Regions from separate parts of the Homo sapiens genome. Here region 2 is linked to region 1. Evidence: read pairs that join two places in POLR2A ChIA-PET (ENCODE). Cell type or tissue: OCI-LY7. All regions are shown on one strand. Each heading gives the region's core, and the rest is flanking DNA. Links, peaks and the distances in the headings are about the cores only. Region 1 overlaps ATP2B4 (ATPase plasma membrane Ca2+ transporting 4). Region 2 has its middle 56 kb from the start of ATP2B4.

Evidence for each region. Peaks named below come from ENCODE experiments on the same cell type or tissue, not always from the same donor. Only the 100,000 strongest peaks of a DNase experiment are listed, where the experiment ranks them.
Region 2: POLR2A ChIA-PET joins it to region 1 with 9 read pairs; 4 of 35 experiments call an interaction of 5 or more read pairs at or near these places.

The regions. Positions count from the first base shown.
Region 1 is chr1:203,681,702-203,684,606 of GRCh38, reverse strand. It overlaps ATP2B4 (ATPase plasma membrane Ca2+ transporting 4), which reads right to left. Exons shown (of 21, transcript NM_001684.5): 2 at 1,209-1,865. The coding sequence starts at 1,401. Among named protein-coding and RNA genes, the nearest start is that of SNORA77, 46 kb to the left of the region's middle. In OCI-LY7, for the core only: no CTCF peak of the experiment used is centred there; a DNase peak (open chromatin) is centred at 1,726.
Region 2 is chr1:203,569,679-203,572,583 of GRCh38, reverse strand. No RefSeq gene overlaps it. Among named protein-coding and RNA genes, the nearest start is that of ATP2B4, 56 kb to the left of the region's middle. RefSeq lists an enhancer at 1-606. In OCI-LY7, for the core only: no CTCF peak of the experiment used is centred there; no DNase peak of the experiment used is centred there.

The sequences.
Region 1 (2,905 bases), core at 192-2,691:
GCAGGCAGATCACCTGAGGTCAGGAGTTCGAGACCAGCCTGACCCACAGGGTGAAATCCCATCTCTACTAAAATACAAAAAATTAGCTGGGCGTGGTGGTGCACACACCTGTAGTCCCAACTGCCTAGGAGGCTGAGGCATGAGAATTGCTTGAACCTGGGAGGCGGAGGTTGCAGTTAGCTAAGATCATTCCACTGCACTCCAGCCTGGGTGACACAGCAAGACTCTGTCTCCAAAAAAAAAAAAAAAAAAATAGAGATGGGGTGTTATTATGTCACCCAGGCTGGTCTGGAACTCCTGGGCTCAAGTGATCCTCTCACCTCAGCCTGCCAAAATGCTGGGATTAGAGATGTGAGCCACCCACCTGCTTGGCCTATCATCCCATTTCTAACAGTATACAATAGAGAAGTGCTCAATTGGGCAGCTGGACTTATTCACTTTTTTGTACCCTTCCTTCCTCCATTCATTAAACTGTAAGATCAGTGTAGGGAAGAATTAAATTATTTTATAATCAGACATATAGAAGAACAGACTTGATTATTTACTGACAACAACATTTATAACATAAACATTTTAAAAATAAATATCCTCCTTTCTGGACACTGATACAGAAAAAGGAGAAAAGAGGGGTCAGGAGCAGTGGCTCACTGTGCCTGTAATCCCAACACTTTGGGAGGCCAAGGTGGAAGAATCACTTAAGTCCAGGAGTTTGAGATGAGTCTAGGCAAGATACTGAGACCTCAACTCTACAAAAAAATCTAAAAAGCTAGCTGGGTGTGATGGCACACACCTGTGGTCCTAGCTACCCAGCAGACTGAGGTAGGAAGATGGCTTCAGCCCAGGAGGTTGAGGCTGCAGTGAGCCATGATCACGCCACTGCACTCCAGCCTGGGTAAAAGAGCAGGACCCTGTCTCACCAAAAAAAAAAAAAAAAAAAAAAGAAACAAAAGAAGAAGAAAGAAAGAAAAGAAAAAGGAGAAAAGAATAATCTTTAGAGAATAGCACACTTTCTAAACATCATCTCTGGGAAAGATACAGTTCTTCATGGCCTGCCCTCCTTTCAGTGCTTCAGATGCCATACCTTTCCCACCAGACAAAAATATACCAGCTGGGCCTCCAGAAATGTGCCTTCTCTAGAAGCTGGGAAAACAATATTTTGAAACACTAGCCACCTTCCTCCAACTCCCCACCCCTGATATGGCCTTTACCTTCCACAGGGGAGGTTTTCAGTCTACTGCAGAGATTCTGTACACCTCCATAGTGGACATTAATCTGGGTCAGTGCATCCCTTGAACGCAGCTCCATGAGCTTCCTCAGTTCCATTACTGTGCAGCCAAAGTCCCCTTCACGGCTCTCGGCCATCGAGTTGGCAGGCAAGACACGGTCTGATGGGTTCGTCATTTTGCCTGCTGTTACCAAGCCCCTCAACCAGAGAAGATGTAGCGTTTCCCTTCAACTGACCAGTGTCTCCTGCCTCCCTGTCTCAACTTCTTCCTACTTCTTGCTTCTCTGGGGGCCCAGTGAGGGAATAGATTGAATATATCTTGTGCAATAAGCTCCCGAGTAGCCGTCCGAAGTCTAGATCCTTTCTTCCGTATGAAGTCTGGCAGCGAGAGGAGGAAGAGGATGGGGGAACTGAGTGGAAGGTGGACTCCGTGTCACGATGATTGGTGTCCCCAGGTGGTGATGATAGTAGTTGTCCAGGGTAGGTAGGTTCCTAGCTTAGACCAACTTGCCCAGATGAAGGTGTAAACAGGATGTGCATGTTACCATGGCAGCAACCTTAGCAACAACCAGCAACTGTAGTAGTAGACGTCAGGAGGAGGAAGAGGAGAGCTTCCTGGATACCGATGACAACTGGATCTCTGGAATAAAGGTTCAAAGATAGACAAAAAGAAACCATTAGAGCAGCCATAAGTATCCAGCATCTGCAAGGGCAAGAGGTACCCAGTCTAAGCACAAGGGTTTAAGTGACAGTTGAGATCTGAGCTGAACTGATAGCTAGGCCTGAGCTTAGAGAGCTGACTCAAGAGAGGCCCGTTCCTTCCTGGGAGGCCCCTGCAGCCTGTAAACTCCAATGTAGAGGAGTAATTTCAATACCCGAGTCTTCACGTCTCACCTCTCCCAACCAAGCAACATAAAACCCACAGCTTCAGAAACTTGGAAATAAATGGTTACGACCTCTGATGGCTCTAATGTTTTCCCTGTCTATTTGAGGGACCTGTGACAGGATCCTTTAGTCTGACCTTATCTATAAAAGATGAGAAGAGGTCAGAAAAAGGAGTTCAGATCTAAGTGATCTGAAGGGTGGCCTGTCAGTCTGCCTTCCTCTCCCACAACCCACACTCTTCCCACTCCCAACACACACATTTACACACAAGGAAGACAACTTGATAGAAGATGTCAAAATCTTCCAAAGCCCCTTAGAGTACTCAGCCTCCAGGTGTATGGAAATGACAACTTGATAGAAGATGTCAAAATCCTCCAAAGCCCGTTAGAGTACTCAGCCTCCAGGTGTACGGAAATTCTGCAGCCCGTGCAGGTGTCAACCTGGCCGGCACCAAGTTTTGTTCTGAGGCTAAGCTCCACCCTCCTCCAAGAGGCTTTTGGGGAGAAGAGGAGAGTAAAATGCTTTGGCAGTTGGTGACGCAGGGTGAACTTTTTTTTTTTTCTAGTAAAGGGGACAGAAGGACCTCTGAGGAGGAAAGATAGGGAGTTTGAAGCCTGAGCATTAAAGTTTCTCTGGAGTGGGAGCGGTAAGATACCTCTCAATTCAGATAGAGGATAGGGCCACAGCAAGGTTAGCAAGGGAGACAAGCTAGCCTGTGAGTGAGCACCAGAGTCTCACATCAGCTCAATAAAGGCACCAGAGAGAGGCCAGCATTTCTCCCCTCAGAAAGATGCA
Region 2 (2,905 bases), core at 157-2,656, 110 kb after region 1:
TCCCTATTTGTTTTCCATTTTTCTCTCCTCCCGGTGGTTGGGCTGGCTGATTGGAGGTGCGGGTGTGTGGGGGTGGTGTGTGCTTGTGTGTGCACGCGTGTGCGTGTGTGCATGCACAGCTGTGTGGGAGGGCATCCGTGCAGGAGGCTTCACGCTGGAGCGGCCTCTCCTTGCTGACCAACTCTGACAGAGCTCCCACTGATTTGGCCTTAGAAAGTTTCATGGTTTTGACAGGAACAAAACAGAAGATGCAGATAGGCTGTGCGGTTTCCTTGGCAACTCGAAAACATGGGTGGGGGAGGGGATGGTGGGAACCAGAGAGAAGGGAGTGATTGGGCTCCACCACTCAGCTCTGTCCCCCCTCTTTTTTCCCTCAAAATAGCTCAGGATAAAATGTTGAACCATTCTCAGCATTCCTGTCCCTGGCCCACAGGAATGGAGAAGGAACTCAGCAGCAAGGAAGGCGCAGAGGTGCCCCTCGGATAAGGGAAGCAAGAGATCTGCCTTCTAGAGGATTCTGACGCCTCTTATTCTCTTTCTTATCAAGCTGACTTGTCTCCTCTACCTTCCACTCCCTTATTTTGTTATCCCGGCAGCTTTAAGGACTCACCTTCCCCAAACTAACCCAAGGAAAACCAGAATCCCACGCTCCCAGGTTCTCTACCTTAGAGTGACGTGACTGGTAAGGAAGCAAGGAGTGGGTGTCTCTCCTCCCCTCACCAGCCACGAAACCTTGGGACAGCTCCATTCCTAGAAAGCAGGAGACTGAACTAAGTCGGAGGTGGATGACGGAGACTGTTCATTAAGGAATAAAGACGTTGGGCCAGGCATGGTGGCTCACTCCTGTAATCCCAGTACTTTAGGAAGCTGAGGCGGGCAGATCATGAGGTCAGGGGTTCAAGACCAGCCTGGCCAACATAGTGAAATCCCGTCTCTACTAAAAATACACATAGTAGCTGGGCGTGGTGGTGTGCACCTGTAATCCCAGCTGCTAGAGAGGCTGAGGCAGGAGAATCGCGTGAACCGGGGAGGCAGAGGTTGCAGTAAGCCAATATCGCACGATTGCACTCCAGCCTGGGCAACAGTGAGAGACTCTGTCACCAAAAAAAAAAAAAAAAAAGAAAGAAAGAAAGAAAAGAAATAAAGATGTTTATTACTAATTAGTGAGACTGTCTCCCCTACTGCAAGTTCACCTCCCAAGTGAACGTGCTCAGACCACCTGCCCTAGAGGCAGCACCCCAGAGCTCCAGTAAGACCCATGCCCAGCAATTCTTTTTTCCTTTTGAAAAAGGGTCTCACGTTGTCACCCAGGCTGGAGTGCAGTGGCACGATCTCGGCTCATTGCAGCCTCGACCTCCCCAATTCAAGCAATCCTCCTGCCTCAGTCCCCTAAGTGGCTGGGACCACAGGCATGCACCACCACATTAGCCTGGCGAATTTTTTTTTTTTTTTTTTTTTTTTAGAGACAGAGTTTCACCATGTTGCCCAAGCTGATCTTGAACTCCTGAGCTCAAGCAATCCACCCACCTCAATCATCCAAAGTGCTGGGATTACAGGCATGAGCACCACGTGCCTGGCCTTATGCCCATCAATTCCTTTTTTTTTTTTCCTTGGGACAGGGTCACGCTCTGTCACACAGGCTGGAGTGCAGTGGTGAGATCTTGGCTCACTGCAGCTTAGACTTCCAAGGCTCAAGTAATGTCCCCACCTCAGCCTCTCTGGTAGCTGGGACCACAGGCATGCATCATCATGCCCAGCTAATTTTTGCATTTTTTCTTCTTTTTCTGGTAGAGACAGGGTTTCGCCATGTTGGCCAGGCTGGTCTCAAACTCCTGGACTCAAGCGATCTGCGCACCTCGGCCTCCCAAAGTGCTGGGACTACAGGCGTGAGCCACTGTGCCCAGCCCTATGCCCAGCAATTCTCGACAGCCCCCTGGCCCTTTTCTAAAGCATAGGCCTCTGGATCTAATTAGACCCATCCCCTTCCCTGGTCCCTCTTATCTTGGGCACTGGAATTCTTTTACCTGAGAATATGGAGGTTCTGAAGACATTTTTGCATACATTTTTAAAACCAAACAACCCTAATGCTACCCCAGTCCTGCAACGGAACTTTAGTGGTGGCCATGCAGCCTGCCCTTGGCACAACTCAGACACCAGGGAAGGGGACCTTGGGGGGCTCTTGGAGCAGCCATTCCCTGTCTGGGTGTTGAATGTATTTAGGGAGCAGGAGACAGGCAGGAGAAGAGAGCTGAGAGGCTGTGGGGCCCCTGTGTTCACAGTCTCCTGGATGAGTCAGTGGAGGAAGGGGTGCTGGGCTGGGAGTGAAGAGGCCAGAGTTCTAGTCTCGCTCAGGCTCTGACCAGCTGTGGGTGGGAGGAAGACAGCCACGCTTCGGTGGCCACATTCCTGCAGTAAGCTTGGGACATACAGTCTGACAGACACTTGGGGGTGTGGTGAGGGACCATGAAGCAGAAAATTTGCAGTGAAACAGATGGTTGCCAGGACCATGGCCCCCTAGCTTCCTGAGTGTGGCCCTTCCCGTCCCCCTATGCCTGCGTGCTCCATACCTCCCAGGACGAGTTTGTCAAGCTCGACTTGCCTTTCCACCCACAGGAAATCAAAGATTCCAGGGTATGGTCACTCTGCCTCCTCCCCATCAGCTGCCCTGATGCATGGTGACTCGGGAGAGAGAGTCCATTTATCTTGAGTCCATTTATCTGCTCAGTCTCTCAAAGCTCTTCTCCAACATGGTCATTGCCCCACCTCTTCCTCCCCTGGAGTTTTCTCCACCTTCAGCTGCCTCAGCAGCAATACATGGAGAATAGGCCCTCCGTTAGACTCCACATCCCCACACCCAGCCCATGCCCAGGAAGAGAGGACAGTGCCCACCCACTCCTCTGGCTCT